2 separate regions of the Homo sapiens genome follow, and region 2 is linked to region 1. A link is a loop called in an ENCODE intact Hi-C map of the cell type or tissue named here. Cell type or tissue: K562. All regions are shown on one strand. Links, peaks and the distances in the headings refer to the core of each region. The heading gives the core; the rest is flanking DNA.

What was found. Peaks named below come from ENCODE experiments on the same cell type or tissue, not always from the same donor. Only the 100,000 strongest peaks of a DNase experiment are listed, where the experiment ranks them.
Region 2: a loop joins it to region 1, with 12 times the contacts of the local background. A loop is called at or near these places in 9 of 110 quality-filtered maps.

What each region holds. Positions count from the first base shown.
Region 1 is chr10:35,117,331-35,122,719 of GRCh38, forward strand. It overlaps a transcript of CUL2 not described here. Among named protein-coding and RNA genes, the nearest start is that of CREM, 6.8 kb to the right of the region's middle. In K562, for the core only: a CTCF peak has its summit at 3,167 (motif pointing right); a DNase peak (open chromatin) is centred at 3,191.
Region 2 is chr10:36,872,187-36,877,575 of GRCh38, forward strand. No RefSeq gene overlaps it. Among named protein-coding and RNA genes, the nearest start is that of ANKRD30A, 250 kb to the right of the region's middle. In K562, for the core only: no CTCF peak of the experiment used is centred there; no DNase peak of the experiment used is centred there.

The sequences.
Region 1 (5,389 bases), core at 390-5,389:
CACAGGCTCAATCCTCCCACCTCAGCTCTCGAGTATTGGGACTATAGATGAGTGCCACCATGCCTGGCATTTTATTTTTTGTAGAGACAAGGTCTCACTATGTTTCCCAGTCTGGTCTTGAACTCCTGAGCTCAAGCAATTCTCCTGCCTCAGCCTCACAAAGTGTTGGAATTACAGGCGTGAGTCACTGCAACTGGCTTTTTTTTTTTTTTTAACTGCTGTAAAAGGCAACTATCGAAAGCAAAAATAGCACAAGTATTGTATGTTTACAGCATTTGTAAAAGTGAAATATATGGCAACATTGGCACAATGAATAGAAGAGTTGGGAATATACTGTTTTAAAGTCCTTCTGCTACATGTGAGTGGTGTATTACTGAAGGTTCCTATTATGTGGAACCTATTTGACTGGACCATTCCATGAAAGTTGTAGGCATGAAAGAATAAAAGTGTTACAGAAATATGTGACCTTGAATTCTAAAATTACACTGCATTACATGTATTTTTATAACAAGTATGCTCTTATGCTTTAAAAAACTGTCTTTGTTTTCTTAATAGACTTGATTTTTTTCAGAACAATTTTAGGTGCACAGCAAAAACGAGCAGAAAGTACACAGTTCCTTTCATCCCCTCCCCCATATATGCACAGCCTCCCTATCAACATCCTGCACCAGCATGTTCTACTTGTTAGAACTGATGAACCTACATTGACACATCATAATCATCCAAAGTGCATACATTAGGCTTCATTCTCAGTGATGTACATTCAATGGGTTTTGACAAATGTGTAATAGCATGCATCCACCATTATAGTATCATGCAGAATAGTTTCACTGCCCAAAAAATCCTGTGCACTCCCCTTGGTCATTCTAAATTTTCATTTCTCTGAAGCTAGAAATCCCAAAGTTAGAGTTGGCCTTTTTCATTCTAAAGTATGTCTTCAATTCTGGGAAATTCTCAGCAATAATTCTTTCACATGTTCTTTTTTTCCCCTTCTGGAATTTCCATTAGAAAAATATTTATGCTTCTACCTTCCACATTTCTTAACTCTCCTTTCATGCTTTCCATTTCTTAGTTCCTTCCTTGCTCTAATCTTCCGGTTCATGAGTGAACTGTCCAGCTATATTCAACCCATCCATTGAGTTATTTCATTAATATTTGTCAACATCCAATTCACAAATGCTTGTTTGTGCTTTGTGTTTCCAACATTCTCCCTTCTTTCTCTGAAGCTCTATTAAGCTTATTTTCAATTCTTATTGTCTGATCCATTCACTTGACTTTCTCTGGTATAGCTAGTTCTACGTATTGTTTTAGCAGTTCTCATGGTCCTCAGATGTTTCATGATTTTCCCTCTGTGCTCATTGCTCATACTTATTCCTTGGGACAATCAGCTGCCTTGGCGATCATGTCTACCTGAGGGAAAGGGAGAAAAGCCTCAATGTTGGTTTGTGCTGCTCCACAAGAGTTTAGGACTTGGGAAAAAGGTATATCTCATGTCAAAGTGCTTCCAGGATAATGATCCAGTTAAAGCATTCCCTGTTTTCCCATTTCAGGCATGTCCAGATCATTTCACAATTCCTCTACTCCAGCCACTGCTACTGATGGAGAGGTAAAGGGAAAGAATAGGGGGACAATGGGGTCCCCAGGCACAGGCTGGCCAATCCACACTCACACACCACACTTCCAAATGTCTTGGCTGGTTCTTTTTTTCTGACCTACTCCTTAAAGGTTGATGTTTTCCAATGCTCCTTGCGTGTTCCTTTTATCTAACATTGGATGGAGTCTCTCTGGCTCACATTTTCTTCACCTACACATAGCAGCCGAACAAATAACATTCAAAGTTTGTTAAATAATTGTGTAACTGGGAAATTCAAGGGACATTTTCAACCACATTCTCAATCTTGGAGGAGGTAAGGCTCAGTTTCAGCTTCAAAGTACCTGTTTTCATTGGTTCAGTTATTTTATCTTAAAAAGGAGGTAAATACTAAACAAAGTTAGAAAAAGAATTCTAAAGGTCCAACTCTCTATTTCTGTGGATCTCCATTTGCACTGTGGAGTTGCTTGAGCCATATAATTTTACCATGTTTATCTCTGGTGGATGTCAGTTAATATTAAGTGGGTTATGGACTAATTTTAGCTCTCTGTGAAAATCAACACACCCAGATTTTAAAACAAATATTTTGGTACTCATATCTAGGTATACTATAATTTTTAGGGAGGTTTTAAAATTAATTTTATTTATTTATTTATTTATTTATTTATTTATTTATTTATTTATTTATAGAGACAGGGTCTCACTCTGTTATCCAGGTTACAGTCCAGTGGTGCAAACTCCTAGACCCAAGGGATCCTCCTGCCTCAGCCTTCCGCCTAGCTGGGACTACAGACATGCTACCACATCTGGCTCATTTTTCTTTTTTTTGGTAAAGATGGGATTTCACTATGTTGCCCAGGCTGATCTCGAACTCCTGGCTTCAAGCAGTCATCCCACTTCGGCCTCCTACCTCAACCTGTGTTGAGATTATAGGCACAGGCCACCTTGCCCAGCTCAGGGAGGTTATTTTTTGAAACTCTTTTCCTCAGACTATATTGCTCTCCTAAGCCAGTCTGAGGTTACTCTTTTGGCTCCACACATTAATATTTATTTCTTATTCTTACCTTTTCAGAACATGGCAAAAAAACGTTTGGCCCCAATTTCTTTGCACAGCCTAGTATCCAGAAAGAGAGAAAACTGATCATCTATGGGGACTGCATGTATTATCAAGCTATGGTATTCAGATTTATTTTATCATTTAAATGATCATTTCCAAATTTTGTATACTAAAAACTCAGATATAGAAGTCCCTGAGTGAATCTGTACACAGAAAGGCTTAGACACAAATACCAAATTAATTGTCATGCCAGGCTGGGCACAGTGGCTCATGCTTATGATTTCAGCTACTAAGGAGGCTGAGTTGGAGGATCGCTTGAGCCTGGGAGGTGGAGGTTGCAGTAAACTGAGATTGCACCACTGCACTCCAGCCTGGGTGACAGAGGGAGACCTTTCTCAATAAATAAATAACATAAAATATAAATTGTCATACCTGGGTGTTGGGATGGCTGGGTTTTCTAGTCTCTGTTATAAAAAGGTTACATTTTATTTGAAGAAAACAAAGTATCCACATGATGGCACTATAACCTACAAAATAAGAGGTTGTCAATTTATGAAGACCAAGAACTTGGTAAATTCTACTTAGAGTACTTACTACTCTAAAATGCTGAAAGGAAATTGCCTAAAGAATGTGCTGAAAAATGGCTGGGCTCATGCGTGTGAAATCTCAGCAATTTGAGAGGCCAAGGCAGGCAGATTGCTTGAGCTCAGGAGTTCGAGACCAGCCTGGGTGACATGGTGGAAACCCCCTCTACGAAAAATACAAAAATTAGCCTGGCATGGTGATGCACACCCGTAGTCCCAGCTACTCGGGAGGCTGTAGTGGGAGGACTGCTTGAGCCCAGGAGGTTGAGACTGCAGCGAGCCAAGATCATGCCACTGCAATCCAGCCTGGGCCATAGAGTAAGAGATCCTGTCTCAAAAAAACAACAAAAAAAAGAATGCTGAAAAATAAGGCATTTTATATACAAGGTAATATGGATATAATTCCCTTATGTTTTATAGAGACTTACTGGCTAATCCTTCATATCCCTTTCTAAGTTCATTTTTCCATGATTTATTTAATAACAGTATCTTAGTCCTAGTGTGAGCACATGACCATGTTGGGAGCTACTTAACGCATTCCCCATAATGTCATGTCTTCCTATAGGCGATTCTAGCAGGCAATTCAGGAGCTATTAGAGAAAGAGTGTTAACTGAGACAAATGCCATCCATGGAGTTTATATTCTGGCCGGAAGATAGGCTTTATTTATTTATTTTTTTGGGATGGAGTCTCACTCACTCTGTCGCCCAGGCTGGAGTGCTGTGGCGCGATCTCAGCTCACTGCAACCCCCGCCTCACAGGCTCAATTGATTCTCCTGCCTCAGCCTCCCAAGTAGCAGCAACTATAGGCACACCATCACGCCCAGCTGATTTTTTGTATTTTTAGTAGAGATGGGGTTTCGCCATGTTGGCCAGGCTGTATGATATGCACTGTATTAAAACCTTTATGTTATTAGCTAATGTATTCTTCTTCACAAACACTTTATGCAGTACTAGGATCCCTGTTCTACAGCTAAAGAAAACTAGGCTGAGAGAGGCGCTAAGGCCACAGAACAAAAATGTGGCATGGAGCCCTTTTCCAATATGAAATATATTGACAATAACAATCTTCCTCTTTTCCTCATGCCTTTCTTCTCCCTTAATGAGGCATGGTGGCACATGTCTGTAGTTCCAGCTACTTAGCCAGCTGAGGTGGGAGGATTGCTTGAGCCCGGGAGGTCGAGGCTACAGTGAACCATGATCGCACTACTGTACTCCAGCCTAGGTGACAGAGTAAGACCCTGTCTCAAAAAAAAAAAAAAAAATAAAAATTAGTTTAGTTTAACGACTGCAATCTTATAGTTTTAAATAATTCAGGAGCTTGGGTTTTTATTATAATATCCTTTAGTGATAGTTTTAAGTAGTTTCCTGAGTACACAGCACATCAGATTTAGAGGTTTAAGTTTACCAAACTCAAAAACCAAAAGCACGTAAACACACATACACAATGGTATTTCCCATGTTGGAACACAGAACTGTTAACTCTCTAATAGAATGAAACATTTTTTGCCAAATGGCAAATCAAAGACATCATAAATCAAGCACATATTATACTTACTTGTTTTTACCTTTCTCATATATTTAAATTGGGCACACTATCTTTGTAAGTCTCAAATCCTAAAGTTTGAATAGAAACGGCCTGCATAGAAATGCTTTTAAGGTGAATCAATTTTCTAGTTTTTCTCTGTATTAAATTAGTAAAATAAAATAGGATAGTCATTTGAAAAATGCTAAATCTTGAGATCTGTGGTCTAGTAGAAAGAGTACAGGGTTAAAAGTTACAACTTCAGGGTTATAGTCCTAATATTACTATCTACTAGCCAAAGGACGTTTTGAAACCTCTCAGCCTCTACTTTCTAATTTATAAAACAAAGGGGTTTATTTTGACTTCTAAGTTCTCAGATTTCACACAAGTCAACAAACAAACTTGGCCAAGTCATAAAATAATAATTATAGTTTACATTTATTTAATGCTTATTTTGTGCCAGGCACAATGTTCTATATACTTTACATGTATTAATTTAATTCATGTAACTTGTGAGGCAGGTAGTAATAATATCCTTATTTTATTTTATTTTATTTATTTATTTTTTTGAGCTAGAGTCTTGCTCCATGGCCCAGGCTGGAGTGCAGTGGCACAATCTTGGCTCACTGCAAC
Region 2 (5,389 bases), core at 209-5,208, 1.8 Mb after region 1:
AAATTGACTTCCTTTTAAACGGCACTTGGTGTACACATACCAAATAGTTTTCAATCTGTGCATTTGGCTATGGTGAAGCTTCTAAGGAATAAACTATTTCCTCTGGGCAAGGATCCGTTTGTAGGACTATGAAACTATCAATTTGCCTTAAGAATTTGGTATGGCTTAGTAAATTTGTAGCTGGCATGGCCTCTCTGGTTTAATTCGTATTTAAGGAAAGTAAAGTACAGTAAATCAGTTTTTCCAAAGTGACTTCGTTTTTCTTACAAGTCCTCCCAATGCATTGTTCATGTCTCAATAAACACAAAAATTTCTTGTAGCTTTTTTCCAATGGCTCAGGAGACACAGATGACAAAACATGGGTTCATGTCCTACGTTAAACCAGTCTGGAGCCTTCTATCACTGGTCTGCAGTGATGGAAATCTGTCCTGATATGTCATCTTTGAACCTGTTCTTTCATATAAATACTTTGGTTGTAATCACTGCCTGTTTTAGCTGTTTGTGTCCCTGGGATGCTGTTATGTTTATCTGTTTGGGTTCTCTTCTCTGCCGTTTTCATTCACAGCTTTATGTAACCCTGAACACAGCTCCAACAAGATCTCACATGGGTGAAGAACAGAGGTTTGGATGTCAGTGATTTTGTCGATGATTAAACAGTTAATACACAACAAAGCTGAAACCAGAACCAAGTACTACCAGATCCCTAGCAAACGTGTGTTTCACTTCTTCATTTGGCCTTTCCTTTCACTTAGTGCTTCTTAGTACGTCCGTAAGAGTAGGTGCATTTGCATTGCCCTGCAAGGTGTTCTGACCACTTTTCCCTCTAAATATTAATAAATATCATCCAATGAACAGCACACCTTAGAGGCCAAATAGAACTGGCCAAATAGAACACAGGAGCCAATCAACAAATATTTGATGAAAAGGAAGAAGAAAAGGGTGAAAATAGTAAGTAAAAGTCAGCACAGCTTCCTCCTCACTTGCCATCCGGCACTGCACACCTGCCTGCCATGTGCTATTGAGGGATGGTCATGTCCTTCACACCTGTCACACACTATCTTACTAAAGTTCTCAAATAAATAACCTTAGGTTATTTAACTGACCTTGACAAATAGGAAAGATAGGCAGAAGTCAAGATCTAGTGTGCAAAATATCTGATTTCTGTGCATTTTTATTGCTTTTGTTTCTTTGCAGTCTTTGTCTTTCTGGCATCTCCCTCTCTTTTTTCTCTGTGTGCTCCCTCCTCCTCCTTTGCACTTTTCCCCATATTTTGGCTAAATGCACCTGTGGCACCAAACCACAGTGTGGAGCCGAGACAACAGAGGGTCACTGAGCCGCATACTAACTGCAGACAATCTGCCTTGGAAAGCATCTAAAAAGGAATGGGCAGCTTCAGCTGAAATTGGATAAATCCTTCTGTAAATCGAGAGCCTCTAATAAGCCTTTTATTACAATTAAAGAAGATATTGTGCATTAAATTGGAATCAGTTGTTGCTGATGGGGAAGCATTAAAATCAATTATTTTAAAAACGGATTGTTTTTCAATTGGCTTTTCAGTTTTCTTTTTTAAGACTACTTTTTTGCTTTTCTGGAAAATAATCAAAAGAGTAAATGTGAAAAAGTGAAACAGAATTCAGTGTGAAAAGAAAAGGTTAAACCTGGTAACATTAGGTGGATTGCTTGTCAGTTTGCACATGAAGCAGAGGTTTATTATGGAATTGGACATGATGTTTCAGAATATCATTTGTGGCTCCTCCTGCCTCCAATACTTACTGATCCCCAATTATTTCGCAGCTAGGTCTTGCATTACATAAATCCTACACTGCATAATCTAGGATCCCTTGAAAGGAAGCTAATAAGAATACTTAATGGGTTTACCATGTCATTGACTTTAAATTAGGACTTCCATCCTAGAATGAGAAGTGTGAACATGGATTAAAAACCCAGGGGCCAGAGGCCGGGCATGGTGGCTCTCGCCTGTAAGCCCAGCACTTTGGGAGGCCTAGGAGCGCAGATCATGAGGTCAGGAGATCGAGACTATCCTGGCTAACGCGGTGAAACCCCTTCTGTACTAAAAATACAAAAAAATTAGCCAGGCATGATGGTGGGCACCTGTAGTCCCAGCTACTCAGGAGGCTGAGGCAGGAGAATGGCGTGAACTCCGGAGGCGGAGCTTGCAAGTGAGCCGAGATCGTGCCACTGCATTCCAGCCTGGGTGACAGAGCGAGACTCTGTCTCAAACAGAACAAAACAAAACAAACAAACAATCCAGAGACCATTGTCAAAGACATTAGTGACATTAGTAAACCAAAGTCAGAATGAGCTATTTGTAACAGGCAAGAATGAGACTGTACACAATATCTATTTTTGGACAAGAGATTGGAAAATAAAATGTTTCTTTTTTTTTGAGGCGGAGTCTCGCTCTGTCGTCCAGGCTGGAGTGCAGTGGCGCGATGTAGGCTCACTGCAAGCTCCGCCTCCCGGGTTCACACCATTCTCCTGCCTCAGCCTCCAGAGTAGTTGGGACTACAGGCGTCCACCACCACGCCCGGCTAATTTTTTTTTTTTTGTATTTTTAGTAGAGACGGGGTTTCACCGTGTTAGCCAAGATGGTCTCGATCTCCTGACCTCGTGATCTGCCCTCCTCGGCCTCCCAAAGTGCTGGGATTACAGGTGTGAGCTACTGCGGCCAGCTGGAAAATATAAATTCTAAAATAAATTCTATATTCTTTTCTTTGAAAAAAATTAAGTGTATTTTATAACATTTTACCTGACTCCATTGTTCTGTCTCAGAACTCCCGAATATTATAAGCAAATTTATTTGTGTATATATAGATGCACATCTTTCTGGAGTGTGGGTACAGTAATCTCCAACAATGATTTTTACTTTTAGTGATCCCAAAATGATGAAGAATTACTACTGTATAATCTCTTTTCAACTTGAAAAACAATGTGATAGAAGTGTCTGGCTTTCCATTTATTGTGGTTTTTTTATTTGAAAAGAGCCTAAATCAAAGCTCTTCGGTTATAAGAAACAGAAGCCCAAATGACTGAGCTGAAGCAGATCAAAGCTGTCTATTAATCAGGGCAAACAACAGAAAGAAAATCCAGTTGTTTTAAACAGACACCTAATTTATTGGATGAATGTCATGGAGTTCCCAGATTTGGCTGGAAGGTTGAGGAACCAGGTTTAAAAATATAGGCAGCAGCTGGGTGCAGTGACTTGTGCCTGTCATCTCAGCTACTCAGGAAGCTGAGGTGGGAGAATTGCTGGAGCTCAGGAGTTTGAGAACAGCCTGAGCAACTCAGCAGGAGCCATCTCTAAAATAAGGAACATAGACAGAAACTGAGGCATACCATTGGAGGAAAGTCAAAATCCAGACAAGAAAAGAGTATGATTAGGGCCTTGTTGCTTCTAGCAAAGAGCCCTGCAGGACACAGCAGTGCTGGTAGAACCAGCACTGGGCTTTACCAGTTCTGCAGATGCTTGAAGAAGCTGAAATAAGTCTTAATCACCTGATTATCTGCAAAATTAAATGTATATCATTGTTCTTGGTCATAGAAAAAATATTGTTCATCAATATCCTTCACAATATCTGTCTTGTCCATTTTGTGTGGCTTTAACAGAATATCATAGACTGCATAATTAATAGTAAAGAGAAATGTATTTCCTACAGTTCTGGTGGCCGACAGGTCCAAGATTGGGAAGCTCGCATCTGATGGGGCCTTCTTGCTGTGTCATCTCATGGTGAAAAGCCAAAAGGCAAAGAGTATAAGAGAGAATAAGAGGAAGCCAAACTCATCCTTTTATAAACTACTCCCATGATAAGGAACCCACTTCTGCAATAACAGCCTTAATCCATTCATGAGGCTGGCATCCTCATGACTTAGTCACTTCTTAACTGTTCTACCTTTTAACACTATTGCAGTGGGGATTAAGTTTCCAACACATGCTTTTTGGAGGACACATTTAAACCATAGCAGTATCTTTGTGCATACTTGAAAACTGAGCTTTAAGGCTGTTCTTCAAATTTAGAAGACTAGTTCTCTTCTCATGCAATGTGAATTTCCAGAGAATGTAGACAATCCATTTATTGTCCAGAGAATGTAGACAATCCAAAGCCGTTGTCCAGCTTTTAGGAGGACAACGATAGCAGTCAAAACAGCCCTCCTAATGTATATGCATTCACATATCGACATTTTGTATTCTCAACGTCAAAAAATTGTTACATTTCAATGAATGAAATACCAATTATCATTTATATTCATCCTCTTAAGACCATTCTCTATCTAGATCTAAGACAGACAAACAGATCAAATAAAATTATCATAGAAAATAAATTTAAGTGAGAAAAAGCATACAAGAAGATCAAGATAATATGGTTCAGATTTTAAAAATGTATCTATTAAAATGCTATAAGAACAATTATATGACTAGATAAGTCAGATGAATATAACATTCAAAATAATAATCTGAATATTTTTGCCAAATATCATTTTGGTCCATTACGTTGATGATATTTGGGTAACTGGGCCGGTTAGCAGCAAGTTCCAAATAATCTAGACCCTTGCTACTCAGAGTGGTCCACGGACAAGCAGTATCAACATTGCTTGGAAGTTTGCTAGGTATGCAGAATCTCAGGCTCTATCCCAAACTTGCTGAGTTAGAATCTGCATTTTACCAAAATTCTTAGCTGATTGCCATATACATTTAAGTATGAGAAGCATTATTCTATTTCTCAGTTATCCTTATTTTTTAGGACTTTTAACTAGGGAGGAGTAAGGATTAAGAACAATCACCTGGGGATACTTTAAAAATTCTCACAGGTTCTAGAATACTTGTGGAGTAGAATAGGCACAGGTAGTCTATTAATAGCATGGATGCTATTTAGAAATCTCCTCAAATAAACATCTTAACTGTTCTCTCTGGTGGTTTGAGAATGTCTAACACAGAAATGTCCAGTCCTTAAAAGTAATTTCTAAGTTTCTGCTCTACCTTGGTATTTAAGAGCACAAATCACCTATTGGATCTAACTAGTTCTGTGACCCTTATCAATTTAGTTAGTAACTTTTTCACTCATTTGCCTTGTCTGTCAAGTGGGGATAATAATGATACCTATGTGATAACGTTTTAACATAAGTAAATGAATATATGAATGTAACATGTTTACCACTTTCCTGGTACAAAATATACACCAATAAGAAAATATATGATTATGCTGGCTGTAGTGGTGGGAGTAGTGGTGATAATGCTCTCTAACACAGAAGATTCCTTAGTATGTTTTGATTTAGAAATGCACAATAATTTAGTGTATAATTCCCAAAATTTAATTACAAAAGTGCAATTGTTTTGATGATATGGTTTTCCTCACATAATCAAATCATGCAT